Linked DNA regions of Homo sapiens: region 2 is linked to region 1. The links are chromatin loops, found by intact Hi-C in ENCODE. Cell type or tissue: tibial artery. All regions are shown on one strand. Each heading gives the region's core, and the rest is flanking DNA. Links, peaks and the distances in the headings are about the cores only.

What was found. Peaks named below come from ENCODE experiments on the same cell type or tissue, not always from the same donor. Only the 100,000 strongest peaks of a DNase experiment are listed, where the experiment ranks them.
Region 2: a loop joins it to region 1, with 2.5 times the contacts of the local background. A loop is called at or near these places in 44 of 110 quality-filtered maps.

Annotation. Positions count from the first base shown.
Region 1 is chr18:13,625,307-13,635,328 of GRCh38, forward strand. All of the region lies in intron 5 of LDLRAD4 (low density lipoprotein receptor class A domain containing 4), which reads left to right. Among named protein-coding and RNA genes, the nearest start is that of MIR4526, 19 kb to the left of the region's middle. RefSeq lists an enhancer at 809-1,309. In tibial artery, for the core only: a CTCF peak has its summit at 5,030 (motif pointing left); DNase peaks (open chromatin) are centred at 2,485, 3,145 and 4,765; H3K27ac peaks cover 465 bases.
Region 2 is chr18:13,569,895-13,576,948 of GRCh38, forward strand. The region is part of intron 4 of LDLRAD4 (low density lipoprotein receptor class A domain containing 4); the gene reads left to right. Among named protein-coding and RNA genes, the nearest start is that of MIR4526, 38 kb to the right of the region's middle. RefSeq lists enhancers at 1,295-1,344, 1,435-1,484. In tibial artery, for the core only: no CTCF peak of the experiment used is centred there; no DNase peak of the experiment used is centred there.

The sequences.
Region 1 (10,022 bases), core at 2,067-7,066:
CTGGAAGCCTGGAGAGTGGAGGTGGAAACATAGCTTGGGGCAATAGGATGGGAGTGAGTTTTGGTTTGGAGGAGGAGGATGAGCAGGCCAGCAGCCTTACTTGGCTGAGGAAGCTTCCCGCCCTGCTATGAGCGGCCCCTCGCCTCCTCTACAGGTTTTCCACTTTGACCACAAGGAAGGGCCAGACCAAGCTTAACCAGACAGCATCACTGTGGCCCTGGCTTCTCTGCTTCTTGCGGAGAGTCCCGTTCTGAGAAGTGGTGACTGCCCCGCTGCCTTCTCTGGCCCCTTCCTGAGGGAGTGCCCAGCTCAGCCAGTTCTGGTCCCTGTCCCATAGGGTGTGCTCCTGTGCAGGTGCAGGTGAGGAGCCGCAGCCGGCGCCCTCCTCCCCCCGCCAGAGGCCTCCTCCCCCTGCCAGCACCCTCCTCCCCCCACCAGAGCCCTCCTCCCCCTGCCACCACCCTCCTCCCCCCGCCAGCACCCTCCTCCCCTCAGCCGGCGCCCTCCTCCCCCCGCCAGAGCCCTCCTCCCCCCACCAGAGCCCTCCTCCCTCCACCAGCAACCTCCTCCCCTCTACCAGCATCCTCCTGACACTGGCACCTTCCTCCCATGTCCCTTGGCCTGGGACAGTGCATGCTGCATGAACGTGATGGGTGTCCCAAAGCCAGTCAACCTTTGTCGCCATGCGGTAGACACTGTGTGTCCCAGGGGGGCCCAAGGAATGGATGTTACTGGGCCTGAATGTGGTGGAAGTAGTGATTTCTGGATGAAAATGAAAACTAGCAACTCAGGTGTGAATTACATCACAGACAAAGCAAATGCTTACATCATAGCAGATAGCAGCGGCGGGTCCGGATCTGCATCCTTGTGCATTCTTGCTGAGGTAGCCTGAGCTTGGTTTCTTTGGAGCCTGGTTTGTGTGACTTCTGAGCATTGAGACTGTCTAGATTTCTTTTCATTATCTTAGACCATTCAGTAATGGGAAAGCAGTAAAGGGGCATGAATATTCTAGACACAGCCCGGAGAGCTATTTGAACAAGTTGCTGGAACATTTCTTGCTGGAGCTGAGGGAGCCCAGGTGACCTTTTCTGACTGCCAGCAGCCTGGCCCAGAGGGTCCAGCCTGGCCTGTGTGGACAGCCCAGGGGTAGGGGATGGCATGCAGGCAGAAGGGTCTGGCCATCAGCGGATGGAGGGAGAGGCAGGAGAGGGACAGGGACCTTTACCCAGATTGAAGCATATGAAATTGTTAACATTCAGCCATTTTGACCTATAGAAACAGCAATTTCAATTTAAAAAATTAACAAAAGGAATCACATCACACATCTCTTCATTATCAACTCCTACAGGGATTAAATCGATTGTGAAAATCCAGGTGCCCATTCTTCATAGCCAGGAGGAGCAGCCAGGCCCCACCCAGCACAGCTGGGCTCCTCCAGCTCCCTGGGGTTGACACTGGGAGGGGCCCTGGCTGTTGCGGAGGAGGACAAGCACTTGGTGGCTGTCAGCCCTCTTGATGCAGAAACTCATGCTCCTCAGATCCACAGTGCCCTGACATGGGGTGAGCTCTCCCCACAAGTCCCTCTCTGCAGAAGCCACAGAGTTAGCCTAGAGCATGGCTGTGTACCTGGTTTGCCCCACAGGGTGTTCGAACCTAAGTTGATCTAGCTTTTAAAAATTGGGGCTGGGTGCGGTGGCTCACGCCTATAATCTCAGCACTTTGGGAGGCCGAGGTGGGCAGATCACTTGAGGTCAGGAGTTTGAGACCAGCCCAGCCAACATGGTGAAACCTTGTCTCTACTCAAAAATACAAAAGTTAGCCAGGTGTGGTGGCACGTGCCTGTAATCCCAGCTACTTGGGAGGCTGAAGCAAGAGAATCTGGAGGCAGAGGTTGCAGTGAGCTGAGATCACGCCATTGCACTCCAGCCTGGCCGACAGAGGGAGACGCCATCTCAAAAATAAAAAAATAAAAAATAAAAATTGTGAGATTTCACATGAAAATTGGAGTTTCCATCTTCTCTTGAAAAAGCAGCCTATGGGGCCACACCCTGAGGCTGGGGCTGTGAGGTGGCTGCCATGGAGTGGGCCTGTGCTGCCCGGGCTGTCACCTGTCTCTCGCTGGGGACCCTTCAGTGCCGGGCAGCAGCATTGCCATCTGTGGGTTTGCACGTGGGGGTTGTTTTTCAGAGAAAATTTTCTTCTGCACTCAGGCTTCTATTGCAAGGCTGAAGACCAAGATAGACTGAGAGGGCCACTGGTTCCCAGAAAAATGGGTGAGAAGGTCCTTGTGGAAGTAAATACTGTTCCTGCCTGGTTAGGAGTTGAGACACGTGTCTGGGTCAACAGTGCTGTGCGTGTCCTGTGCCCAGCCTGACATGGTCACTCGTGGCCACTGCTGTCCAGTCATCTCCCCAGGCAAGGCCCTCCTCTGTGACTAAAGCTTATAGCCAGAGGGACAGAGGTGGCCATGGGCTCCCCGCTCTCTGAGGCTCGGCCCTGCACCAGCAGCCTCTCTGCTGGCCTTGGGAGCAGCGGTGGCCAGAGGGCAGACGGTCCTGGGCAGGTGTCTGACAGCCAGGAGCCCGCTGTGCTGGGGCTCAGAACTCACAGTGAGGGGACCTCTGGGTGTGCCATATGTGACGAGTGCCTTTCTCTACCTGGGCAGTGTCCCTCTACCCTCCCCTGCAGATAGAGGCTCTGAGGTGGGCCCCAGGCTCAGGGGTGTTTGAGAAACCCACAGGCAGTGTCCTGGGATCCCTCGGAGGGCACAGGGAGCAGGGGTTTCAGCGCCACACTGTTCATTCCCACTGCGGCTGGAGCGCTGGCTCGCTGTGCCCTGCTGCTCTCACTCCTGCCCACCTCATACGTTTAGAAAAGCATGTGGAAAACGATGGAAAGGAATGATTTTCAGTAAGGCTTGAAGGAGTGGACTAAAGGGCTTACTGATGCAGTTGTACTCGGTCTGCCTCTGACACTCCAGACTAAAGAAAAGAGCCACAGGCTTCCTCTGGCATCATTGTGGGGATGAACCGCAGGGGACCGTTTCCCTGCAGGCAAGGCAGACCCTGCTGCACCACAGACCAGATGTGTGTGTTTGTCGGTTGTCCAGTGACAGCTCTCCGTTACTGCATTTCACGGAAACTGCATTTCCAAGAGCTTAGGGTCCGGCGGGTTGGCCGCAGCATGTCTGTCTGAGTGAGCAAGGACTTCCAATTATCAGGCTGCCCAGGTGGTCATTTGAAAGGTTTTGCCCTTTGCTATGTCTAATTGAAGCATTAGAGGATAGACAATTTCACATCACCTCAAAATGAGAACATCTCCCTTCAATTAAGGGAAACAGGAGGCCAAGCGGCCCGGCAGAAACTGCATAAGGATGCTGGACCCCAGCTGCACGCAGATTCCCACCTGAACCACAGTGGGCAGAGCTTTGGAAGAGTCAATGCTTATCTTTAAAGTGACAGTGTCTCAAATAGTCCTTCTACTGATGTTGGCACTGCTCAGAATGTTTGGGAATTACCTTCAGGTTTTGGGGTTATTTTTAAGTGACAAGATCTCACTTTGTTGCGCAGGCTGGAGTATAGTGGCATGATCATAACTCACTGCAGCCTCGAACATTTAGGCTCAACTGATCCCCCTGCCTCAGCCTCCTGCGTAGCTGTGACTATAGGCACGCGCAACCATGCCTGGCTAATTTTTAAATTTTTTGTAGAGACAAGATCTCACTGTGTTGCCCAGGCTGGTCTTGAACTCCTTGCCTCAAACGATCTTCCCACTTCAGCCTCCCAAAGTGCTAGGATTACAGGCCTGAGCCACTGCACCTGACTGGGTTGTTTTTATTTGTTTGTTTGTTTTTTTAATCAAGGGAAATTTTTTAAAAGCTTCTCCACAATGGCAAATCTTCCTTTGCAAAGAGCAAATAGTTTTGCTCTTGGGGATAGATTTGATTTTTGGTACCAGCCAAAATCCATTTAGAGTTAAGTCTTGTTCATTATATGGGTGATCAAACCAAATGATACAATTTTGGTGCAAAGGCAAGCACGACTCAATTAGTGAGACTGACGTCCGAGTTACAAACTGATCTGTAGAGAAAGGTCAGGAAGGACCCACAGCAAACTGACAGCTGTGCCTGGGAAGGAAGTAAGGACAAAGGAACACTGATCTGTGCAGTAAAACTTTTATGGTAAGAATGTATTCATGTATTACCTTTGCAATTACAAAACATCCTCTGATCATGTAAACTGATGCTAAAGGCAGTAATGTTCTGGGCATCTATAGACTCCCAGAGTAATTCATTTGAACATGGTTTCTATGGTGGCTAAAATAATAATTTTAAATAAAATGTATGAACATTTTTATCAACAAATTTATAGTAATCTTTTAAATATATAAGGTATTAGCATTAATAATCTAATAGTAAAATCTGTTGGTTTATTTTTTGCTTAGTCCTTGAAAGTTGGTGTGGTTTGTTCTGAAAAAAAAAAAGAGAAGAAGATTAAAAATTATCTTAATGATCATAACTCTGGGTGGCCCCTGTTGGGGAGGCTCACCAGGCTGGGGTCTGGCTCTTGGCAAAGCCCCAGCAGCTCTGTGACCTTGGGTGAAGGTCACAGAAAATCCCCTCTGAGCTCTGACTTCTTCTCACATGTGAGACGAGGCAACTGGTGCTGAAATCAGGATGATGCCTGCCTGGATCTTGTGTGGTTCCACATTTTCCTGCTGCCTGGAACTTTCTCATTCCCAGGCTGATTCCTCTTGAAGTCCGATTGCTCACTAACCCCAGCACCAAGCTGGGAGAGGCACCTCATATTGCTTTTCCCCGCTAGCCCATTGCATTGTCCCAGAAATAGAAAGGATTCCCTTCCTTTTCTTCCAGCAGACCTTCCTAGATGATTTGTCTTTTCTCTTAAGGGACGTGCCCTAGATTGAGCAGAGTTGGGGGATCTTGAATCTGAGAAGTCTGATGATGGATTCCCCAGGAGGAAGAAAGGGGGAGGTGCAGTCTCTGACAGCCAGGGGTACTGGCCTCACATCCAGGCTGTGACTGCCATCTAGAGTGGAAAGGACGGTAGTGATAAAATATCAGGATGGTGGAGAGGCTGCATGAAAAAAGGGAGAAAACAGGGAAAATTGATTTTATCAGAAGGCAAAGGTGTTGCTGAATATCCAAAGATCAATTTCACCTCTTCTTTGAAATTCTCACTGTGGAACAGGGGAAAAATAGATTTCCAACTATTTGAGGCCATAAAATACATTCATTCACTGGGAGGTTAGCCCTTGGGTAGAATCAGAATACCCAGCAGTAGTCTTGCTTTACCGCAGACTGACCGAGGTGCCTAGAGAGGAATATGCCCTCTGTCCTCAGTTTCCCCCCATCTAAAATGAGGGATAACTGGCTTCATTCGGAGGCCTTCAATCTGTATCTTGCCATGAAGAACAGTAAGAAATACATTTTATATCACAACACAAAAGCCTCCTATAATGCAATTAAGGCAGAGGTTTTACAAAACAATACTTACAGTGTGCTCAGATCATTTCTGTTCTGTTTCAGTTTTTGGAATGCTGGCTGTGACCCACTTAAATGGATTTTCCAGCTCTCTAAGAGGCTGCAAAGCACATGGTGGAAAACACTGTGTTCAGTGCTCTCCCTGGTTGTTTCCAGTCCCCACATCTGATCATTCCTGGGGTCCTCTGTGTGTGTGTGGAAAGGAGAGTGTAGCTGAGAGCATAAGCCCAGCAGGGTTCGGGCGTGGTGTGGCCTTGCACACGTGGACGCATGGCAGCAGGCGACAGCCCATGGTGCAGCACAAGGGAACCCTCAGTAAGTCATGGCTGCAGACGACTGTCCTTTAATAATATGAGATGTACTGGTTGGAAGAAAAATGATCCAATAAATACAGAAATGAAAAGGATTATAAAATAGTGCTACGAACAATTGTATGCAAACCAATTGGATAACCTAGATGAAATGAAAAGATATTAGAAACAGCCTACCAAGACTGAATCATGAAGAAATAGAAAATCTTAATAGATCTATAGCTAGTAAGGAGATTGAACCAATGGTCTAAAATCTCCAACCTGGACCACATGGCTTCAGTGGTGAATTCTACCAAACATTTAAAGAATTGACATCAATCCTTCTTAAACTTCTAGAAATTTCAAGAGGTGGGAACACTTCCTAACTCATTATGAGATGAGGCCAGCATTCCTGATACCAAAGCCAGACAAAGACACAGCAGAAAAAGATAACCATAGACTAATATTTCTTATAAATATTGATGCAAAAGTCCTCAACAAAATACTAGCAAACTAAATTCAGCAGTATATTAAAAGGGTTATACTGGCTGCGCACAGTGACTCACACCTGTAATCCCAGCACTTTGGGAGGCTAAGGGAGGCAGATTACTTGAGGTCAGGAGTTCGAGACCAGCCTGGCCAACATGGTGAAACCTGTCACTACTAAAAATACGAAAATTAACCAGGCATGGGGGCACGCACCTGCAATCCCAACTACTCGGGAGGCTGAGGCAGGAGAATCACTTGACCCCGGGAGGCGGAGGTTGCAGTGACCTGAGATCGTGCCACTGTACTCCAGCCTGGAAGACAGAGCGAGACTCTGTCTCAAAAATAATAATAATACTAAATAAAAATTAAATTTAAAAAAGTAAAAGGATTATACATCATCAACAAGTGGGGGATTTATTCCCAGAAGGCAAGGATGGTTCCATACATGAAATTCAGTCAGTGTCATACACTACATTAACAGAATGAAGTTGGGGGTCCCAAACTTCATTCAGCAGGTCCCAAGTTCTTGTCCCACAATCATCTCAGTTGATGCAGAAATAGTATTGTCACAGGATCCTTAGGGTGTCACTTCGCCAGTCAGAAACCTTTGTGGCTGGTGGTGCCTTCTGCCTGAGTATTGCTCATGCCCACTGGGCTCATCCTGCCCACTTCCCCTGGCAGGCTGCGCTCAGCTCACGTTACTGGCCCAGATCCCACACCTGCCAAGGGCAAGCCAGGCACAGAATGGTGAGGGGTGTGTGAGCAAGTGAGTGCAAGGTCCAGCCACTGTGCACAGCCAGGTGCGCTGGTTGCTGCAGCAGGGCAGGCAGCTCCAGGTACTGGCACAGGTGCTTGCTCTGTGCAAGGCTGCAGCTGGACCAGATACACTGCATGCAGCATCCACTGCAGGCACTTGCGTCTGGATGAGGGGAATGTGATGGTACCCGGAAGCTTGGAGACACCAGGAACTGCAGAGTCCCAAAGATGGTGTCACAGCCCTGGCCAGGAGAACCCTAGGTCTGGGCTGCCCTAAGGGTCACAGCTCTTCTTTCCTTCTTGTCCCCCACAGTGTGGTGAGTGGAGGGGCATGTTTCAGCCCTGTTTATGTTACAGCTCTTTTAGTCCCACCATTCGGCCAGTCACAAGTTCTTGTCCCACATCCAAGAAGAATGAGGTACATGGACAACTGGTGGGTGAGAAGTTGGAGAGAAGCTTCATTGAGCAACAGAACAGCTCTCAGGAGACCCAGACTGGATAGCTCCTTTCTGTAGGCAGGTCATCCTGATGTCTGTCTGTCCAGCTCAGATCAGAGAGGAGACCCACAGTGGGTAGCTCCTTTCCCCAGACAGGTCATCCCAATGTCTGTCTGTCAATGGGTAGCTCCTTTCTGTAGGCAGGTCATCCTGACGTCTGTCCAGCTCAGAGCAGAGAGGAGACCCATAGAGGGTAGCTCCTTTCCCCAGACAGGTCATCCCAATGTCTGTCTGTCAATGGGTAGCTCCTTTCCTCAGGCAGGTCATGCCAATAAGTGTCTAGCCGTCAGTGGAGAGGAGACCTGCAGTGAGTAGCTCCTATCCACAGGCAGGTTGATCCGATGTCTGTTCAAGTCAAACTGAATCCAGGATTTTTAATGAGCTCAAAAGGGAGGAAGTGCATGCTGATTGGTCCATGGACGGCCACAGGCAGGCCCAGAAAAAGCATCCTAAGTTCTTACTCTGGTCTGTGGACTCCACTCAGAACTGACAGCTTGGCCCCCATGCTTTAGGCCATTCCTGGCTTGAAGGTGGGGCTTCAGCAGGGACCTGCCCCTTTTTGCCCAGGAGCCTGTCTGCCTCCTGCTGCCATCAGTCATGTACACGGTGCCCAGGCTGTTGGTGTCAAGGGGCACCTGCAGGCCCACACCAACCCACCCTCAGCCCACCCCTGCCTCAGCCTCCCACTGATGCTCGTCAGCACCCAAAGTCCGGAGGGGGCTGAGGTGGCAGGGGGCTGGCATATCAGCGCTGCCCCAAATTGTGACACACCTGGCCAAATTGTGACACACCTGGCCAAATTGTGACAGTGCCCAGGCTCAGCCTCAGCTTTGCTCCAAAATTGGAGCAGGCAGCAGGAGCGGGGAGAAGCCAGGTAGCAGGAGCAGGCACTTCTGAGCCTGCAGGGGCAGGGGACTTCGCTAGGACCCTGAGAGCACAGGGATGCCCTGGGTCCGCAGCTGCAGCTTTGTGACTGCAGCTGCACCCAGGAGGGCAGGGCTCCTGCCCTACCAACTCAGAAGAGGGCAGGGCTCCCACCTGTTCCTGGCTCTCACCGGCTCCGTGGAGCACACAGCCCTGGCCATGCCTCCCCTGCTGCAGCCAGCATCTTCACAGCAGCTGCTCCAGATGGGCCACCACTGCCATCAGTGTTTGATGAAATTCAACATACTTTCATGATAGAAACCCTCAACAAAGTAGGATGGAAGGAAGCTACTTCAACATCATAAAGGCTATCTATGAAAAGCCCACAGCTTACATCATACTTAATGGTAAAAGACTGAAAGCTTTTCCTGTAAGACCGGGAACAAGACAAGGATGCCTGCTTTCACTACTTCTGTTCAACATAGTATTAATTAGACATTCTAGCCAGAGCAATTAGGCAAGAAAAAGAAATAAAAGACATTCCAAGTGGAAAGGAAGAAGTAAAAGTATCTGTTAGAAGATGACATGACCTTATGTGTAAAAACTCTAAAGATTCTATTTTAAAAATAACCCAAAAAGTGTCAGAACTAATGAATTTGGCAAAGTTAGCAGGATACAGAATCAACATGCAAAAATCAATTGCATTTATTTTCATGTACAATGAACAATTCGGTAAGGAAATTAAGAAAATTCCATTTTCAATAGCATCAAAAAAAGAGAATACTTAGAAATATACTTACCCAAGGAGGTGAAAGACTTGTGCACTGAGCAATAGAAAGCATTGCTGAAAGAAATGGAAGAAAATACAAATAAATGGAAAGATATCTTGTATTCATGAATTGGAAGACTTAACTATTTTTAAGATGTTAGTACTACTAAAAGCAGTGTACAGACTTCAGTGTAATCGCTTTTGAAATCCCAATGAGGCTTTTTGCAGAAATAGGAAAAATAATCCATCCTAACGTTTATATATTATCTCAAGGGACCCTAAATATCCACAATAATCTCAAAAAAAAAAAAAAAGATTTGAAAAGTTAAAGGTCTCACAATTCCTGATTTCAAGACTTACTACAAAGCTGTAGTAAGTTTTGTAGTGTGGTGCTGGGATATAGACAAATATATAGACCAGTGGAATAGAACAGAGAGTCCAGAGATAAACCCTCAAATATATGGTCAAGTAATTTTCAGAAAGGATGCCAAGGCCATTCAATGGGGAAAGGACAGCCTTTTCAGAGTGGTGATGGGGGATCTGGATAGCCACATGCAGAAGAGTGACATTGGACCCTTATAACATATTCAAAAATTAACTCAAATGGACAAAAATATAAACATAAGAGCTAAAACTTTGAAATTCAGCCTTAGTTTGACTGCTAGAACAAAGTACCGTAGACCGGGTGGCTTATAAACAGCAAACACTGATTTCTCATTCTGGAGGTCAGACATGAGAGACCACAGTGCCAGCACGGTTGGGTTCGGATGAGGCCACTCTTCCCGGTGGCAAACTGCCACCTTCTCTTGTGGAAAGAGCTTGCTAGCCTCCAGCCTCTTCTTATAAGGGTACTG
Region 2 (7,054 bases), core at 2,055-7,054, 55 kb before region 1:
TACATGAAAAATAAAAAATAAATTGCGCTTGGAAGAATAAGAAGTTATTTATATTTAGTTTTTTGTTTTAAAAGTATGCATGGGGAAGCAAGACAGCTGATCCCCATCAAAATTAAGCTGCTGGGCTTAGAAAGTGTTTTGGGGGAAGGGGTTGTATTTTATTTTGCAGGTGGTTTTTCTTCTTTTTGACAAAATCATTAGGCCTTTGAAGGACATTTTTGATCTAAGCAAAGCAAAGATAAAAGGTAGTGATAGAAGGTGACGTTTTCACTTGCTCCCTAACACTTGTGAGTCAGGCAAGGAAGAAGGACAGACGTGACTCGTCTGGGACGGTCTGCACCGGAGCATGTGGGGGGCCTGGTCTGTGCGCAGGTCAGCCCTTCTGTGGGTAGTGGTTTTCTCAAGATGCCACTACCTGGCTCGGGTCTCCGTGACCTTGTCCTGCAGCTCGTTGCCTAGACAACCAGCAGGCGGGAGCCCAGACGCCGGTCCACACAGGCAGTTATCAGGGCCAGAGGAGTGGCAGAGACTCCAGCGAGCACTGGGGCATCCATGGCACCCGAGGCTTCCAGGCGCCTCCTGCCCATTCCACACAAAGCAGAAATCTGGCAGCTGGAAGCAGCATGGTCTCAGCCGGGGACCTCCTTAATGAGATACCTAATCAATGGGGAGATGCCGCTGATAGTCACGGCTCCCGCTGCATGGAAAGGGCATGCTCTTGATTTTGTACCTGGAGAGGGAAATGAGGAGTCCCAGTTAATTGGGAGATCCAGCAAGAGCCTCACTCTGGAGCCTCATAGTCTCCTGTGCCAGGGCGAGCTCCACCTTGGTGACAGAAGGCGCAGCCCTCTGGCTGCCCTTTTCATTTCTTTTCTCTTTTTCGTCTTTTTCTTTTCCTTCCTTCCTTCCCTTTCATTTATTTCATTTTCTTTTCTTTTTGTAGAGTCAAGGTCTCACTCTGTCACCCAGCCTGGAGTGCAGTGGCATGATCACAGATCACTGCAGCCTCAAACTCCTAGGCTCAAATAATCTTCTTGCCTCAGCTTCTTGAGTAGCTGGGACTACAGGCGCATACCACCATACCTGGCTAATTTTTAAGTGTTTTTGTGGAGATGGGGTCTTGCTATGTTGCCCAGGCTGGCCTCAAACTCCTGGCCTCAAGCGATCCTCCCGCCTCAGCCTCCTGAAGTGCTGGGATTACAGGCATGAGCCACCACGCCTGGCATGCCCTTTCTAAGTGTGGAGTTTGTGAATGTGTCCACTTTCCTCACACTCCCATATGCCTGGCCAGGCAGATTCTCATCAAAAATTAGAAAAGCAGATGTTTCCATTTGCAAATGTGTAAGTACGCTGTCTATGATCACTGAAGCTCTGACTCAGCCACTGTGGTCAGAAGCTGGGAGCCACTAAGTTCAGCACAGCTGCCAATCCCCTGTAGCTTCCAGTGCCTCCAAGAACCTTATATAAAGCATGTGAAGTTGGTCACAGCCCGTCACCCTGTTTCTGCCATCTCCGTCCACAGCCCCTGGATATTACTAAGAAGCAAGCACTCTTCCATGCCACACTACTGCCTCTGGTAACCCCATAAGAGGAAGACCTGGGCTCATCCCCAGCAGGGTCAGAGAAAACATGTTCTTTAAGCTCACGCATGATGGCGTTGGGTAGTTTGCCTGATACAATGCATAGGCCAGTGTTGCTTTGGATTCTGAAAAATGATATAGAGCAATTATTCATAAACTTTTTATTTATTTATTTATTTTGAGATGGATTCTCGCTCTGTTGCCCAGGCTGGAGTGCAGTGGTATGATCTCAGCTCACTGCAAGCTCCGCCTCCCGGGTTCACGTCATTCTCCCGCCTCAGCCTCCCAAGTAGCTGGGACTACAGGCGCCCGCCACTATGCCTGGCTAATTTTTTGTGTTTTTAGTAGAGACGAGGTTTCACCGTGTTAACCAGGATGGTCTGGATCTCCTGACCTCGTGATCCACCCGCCTCAGCCTCCCAAAGTGCTAGGATTACAGGCGTGAGCTACCGCACCGGGCCTATAAACTATTATTAATTAATCATTGTTAACCTAAGTGAAGAGTGTTCAGGATTCATTCTTTGGACCAGCCAGCATTTTAACTGTACAGTAAGTCCCCCCCTTAACATTGTCAATATATGATTAGAAACTGTAATTTTAAATGAAATGACATGTGACAAAATCAATCACAAAAACAAAGTTGAAGGAAACAGCGTTACCCGAGGACTTGCTGTATGTCATTTCGTTTACAGTTGCAGTTTACATGAACCTATCGGCAGCCTTAAGTGAGCATGTACTACATTGGGGGTAGTGAAATGGGTTTAAGTTTATAGTGCTTTCGTTGATGGTTTTCAAGTAACAAAAGAAACAGGCCTGCTGCTGAGCCACCCCTGGCCCCCTTTGCAGCCGGCTGTCCTTCTGTGATCACTGTGAATGTGAATGTCCTCAGCTTCCCTGCTCCAGGGTCAGTGATCGGAGTGCCTGTGATGTGCTTACAGCCTGGGCTGGGAGTGGAAGGAGGCTCTGGTTTAGCAGATAAAGAGAATCCCTTGGCCTTTTTACTGATTTTTGTGTTTGCCTTAGAAGATTTAGGGATCCTTCAGTCCTTGTCAAGAGGGTTCCTGAATCTTTTATTTGGCTTCAATGCACATTGAGTAAGAAACCGCAGAAGGAAAGCAGGGAAGGGAAGAGTCAGCGGGAGGAGAGGAGATTTGCTTCTAGTTGTCTTACAATTCCCATCATGCTTCTGAGTAACATTCTCAATTCCCAGAGATCACCATTTTTTAGTTAAATTGGGGCTTCCGAATTCTAGCAACCAGCAGGTGTTTTGGAGGTAGCTTGTTGACCCCTCTTTCATCCAAAAGTGATCATTTTTACGGGGGTTCCTCACAGAGTAGGAATTTGTTAGCAGTGCATACCCGTGGCAAGAGCTGTGGCTAAAGCACATGCCCTGTCCCTTCCCGATAGCAGCAGCGCAGAGGGCACAGAGTGGCGCAGGCGAGACTGCCACAGACGCCAGTGAGGCCAGGATGTGCTTGATGGCTCTGCATGCCTGCTCTGTGGGGCTGGAGGTGTGCCCTCCTGTGCTGTGTGGATGTTATTAGATGTTGGAAAGCTGCAGTGTTCATTTGGGAAGGAGTTACTGCTCTGAAAGGTTTGTTCTCCTTTATTTTATTTTATTTTTATTTTTATTTTATTTTATTTTTTTGAGACGGAGTCTCGCTCTGTTGCCCAGGCTGAAGTGCAGTGGCATGATCTTGGCTCACTGCAGCCTCCGCCTCCCGGGTTGAAGCGATTCTTTTGCCTCAGCCTCTTAAGTAGCTGGGATTACAGGTACCCACCACCACGCCCCACTAATTTTTGTATTTTTAGTAGAGATGAAGTTTTGCCTTGTAGGCCAGGGTGGTCTCGAACTCCTGGCCTCAGGTGTTCTGCCCACCTCGGCCTCCCAAAGTGCTGGGATTACAGGTACCCATCACCACGCCCCACTAATTTTTGTATTTTTAGTAGAGATGAAGTTTTGCCTTGTAGGCCAGGCTGGTCTCGAACTCCTGGCCTCAGGTGATCTGCCCACCTCGGCCTCCCAAAGTGCTGGGATTACAGGTGTGAGCCACTGGCTGCTCTCCTTTAAAGAGAAGGTTTGTTCTCCTTGATTCTCCTGTACAGTTTTTTCTTAAAATTTGTTTAGAAATCTAGGAGCATGCTGGGCTCACATTATAGGTGACAGGAATAGGCTGACAAAACACACACCTTGCATAAGCCAACAAGCATTGGACTAGAATTCATTTGCTGTCAGATTTGGGGGCAGTGACAGTCTTTTGGTAGAATTGTAATCAAAGGAACAAACTCAGAGAACAATCTGGGTAAAGAGACTGGTGTCAGGTTAAGTTCAGATCTGTAGACCCTTCTCAGGTGGTGAAGCCGAGACCACAGACACAGATCCTGGAGAGGGATTAGAAGCCAGACATTCCGTGGGTGACGCGCTCCTTCTCCTGTTCCCATCTCCGCATTTCCTGGTCAGGAACCTCATGAAAGACAGCTGCATTTTTTCCAGGCTGGTATCTCTCACCAGAGTGAGGCTTGTGGGCTTCATGCATAGCGATGGATACAGAAGCCTTGGCTGTTGGTGAAGACACTGAGGTGTATGGATATATTGACCACTGTGGGGAAGGCTCTAACTCTTGGTCGTTCCACTTGCTCACTGCTCTTCTTTGATGGTTGAGAAAGTGGTAGGATGACCAGATTTGCAAAAGCCCATCTCACTATTATCAAATTTAATAGTGGATGTTCTGCCGTCTGCTATTATTACCCATGGTTTGCTTTTGTGTGTGGGTATTAGAAAGCCTTTTAGGGAAAAAGCAGAATGTGGCTGGGCTACAGCTCCTGAGGAAGCCGGCCATGGCAGCACTCTTCCCATGCTGTCCCTGGGCCTAGGAGAGCAACCGCTCTCTGTTCACAGTGTGCCGTCCAGACCCCTATTTAGATCCCTGTCATGTGGTAGTTCATCCACCTGGACATCTTCCTCACCATGGCAGCAGCTCCTTGGGAGCAGGAACTATGTCCTGTTCGTCTTTGTACCCCTAGCACCTGCTATTTAAGAAGGACTCCAGAAGCCTCGATGTGCGGCAGGACCATGGCCGATGTGTCTCCCTGGCACCTCTGTCTCAGGGTTAACTTTCCTCGCTGCCTGAGAGCCCCCGGCTTTGACGCTCATGGAGCCCTGGCATTGAGTGTGAGCACTTCACACTCTACCTCTCTCAGTTGGCCCTCCGAAATGCCTCAATTTAGGAGTGGTGCCCCACTGTGGAGGGTATTTTCAGGACCATCTTACAAATTATTGTGAAGTGTTGGAAACAAAGAGCTTCCTGCTTCTTTTCAACCTGGTTCTACCATGTTCCAAGCTGTAGCCAAAAGGAAAATAAATCAGAGCTTGAAACTAGCCTTTCTGATGGGAATATCTATCTGGGACACCCCTCCCTTTTTGTCTCTTGCCCCCATACGTCTCCTCCTTACAGCACAGGCTGTTTGGGAAGGAGGACAGGATATGTCATCTAACTTTTTTTCCATCCCTAGCTGAGTCACTGATTAAAAACAAATGAACAAACAAAAACCTAAAAAACCTTCCAGAAATACAAAGGAAAAGGGTTTGTTTGTTTTTTATTTTAATTTTTATTTCTGTAGGTTTTTGGGGAACAGATGGTATTTAGTTACATGAGAAAGTTATTTAGTGGTGATTTGTGAGATTCTGGTGCACCCATCACCCGAGCAGCCTTCACTGTACCCAATATGTAGTCTTTTATCCCTCACTTACCTCCCACCCTTTCCCCTGAGTCCCCAAAGTCCATTGTGTTATTCTTATGCCTTTGCATCCTCATAGCTTAGCTCCCACTTGTGAGTGAGAACATATGATGTTTGGTTTTCCATTCCTGAGTTACTTCACTTAGAATAATAGTCTCCATCCAGGTTGCTGCAAATGCCATTAATTTGTTCTTTTTTATGGCTGAGTAGTATTCCATGGTGTATATATACCACAATTTCTTTATCCACTCATTGATTGATGGGCATTTGGGCTGGTTCCATATCTTTGCAGCTGTGAATTGTGCTGCTATAAACATGCGTGTGCAAGTATCTTTTTCGTATAATGACTTATTTTCCTCTGGGTAGATACCCAGTAGTGGGATTACTGGATCAAATGGTAGTTCTTTCTACTTTTAGTTCTTTAAAGAATCTCCACATTGTTTTCCATAGTGGTTGTACTAGTTTACATTCCCACCAGCTGTGTAAACGTGTTCCTTTTTCACCGCATCCACGCCAACATCTGTTATTTTTTGATTTTTGGATTAAGGCCATTCTTGCGGAGTAACGTGGTATTGCATTGTAGTTTTGATTTGCATTTCCCAGATCATTAGTGATGTTGAGCATTTTTTCCTATATTTGTTGGCCATTTGTATATCTTCTTCTGAGAATTGTCTACTCATGTCCTCAGCCCAGTTTTTGATGGGATTGTTTGTTATTTTTTCTTGCTAATTTGTTTGAGTTCCTTGTAGATTATAGATATTAGTCCTTTGTCAGATGTATAGATTGTGAAGATTTTCTCCCACTCTGTGGGTTGTCTGTTTACTCTGCTGACTGTTCCTTTTGCTGTGCAGAAGTTTTTATGAAGCAAGTCTTTGGGGAGGATATTTTGTCTCATAAAAGTTATTACAAACATCAAGAAAGTGGATTCCAGCCGGGCGCAGTGGCTCACGCCTGTAATCCCAGCACTTTGGGAGGCCAAGACGGGTGGATCACGAGGTCAGGAGATCCAGACCATCCTGGGTAACACGGGGAAACCTGTCTCTACTAAAAATACAAAAAATTAGCTGGGCATGGTGGCGGGCGCCTGTAGTCCCAGCTACTTGGGAGGCTGAGGCAGGAGAATAGCGTGAACCTGGGAGGTGGAGCTTGCAGTGAGCCGAGATTGTGCCACTGCACTCCAGCCTGGGGGACAGAGCGAGACTCTGTCTCAAAAAAAAAAAAAAAAAAAGAAAGAAAGAAAGAAAGAAATAAAGTGGATTCCTCTTCCAGTTTCTTGCCTAGCTTAAAGCCATGTAATTCTTGCCAGCTCACATTGTGACTTTTCTGGCTTTCAACACTTTGATTGGGATTTACCATTTAATTAAATAAGCTTAGGAGCTGGAGGGTGGGTGCTGTCCGGGGTCAGTTCAGTCAACCCCTGGTTCTCTTTGCACTTCACAGAATGTGGATTGTCTCTCTGTTCATGGGCTCTGCTGGGCTCTCTGAGCTCAGAACCTTCAGATTTGTTGGGTGGGACCACAGATAGTCATGGTAAGTGCAGTCATCCTTCCCAGCTGTAGCAGGGGGATGTCCGGAGGCTGTGGAAGGTAGAGTGTTAGGATAGAGATGGCGACAGTGTGGCCATCTCAGGAGGGCCTGGGGTGCCCATGAGCTCCGCTCAGAGAAACTGCCAGCTGAGCAGACGGGAGGACCTGGCTTTGAAAGAAGTTACAACATTAAGCAAAACAACATGTCGT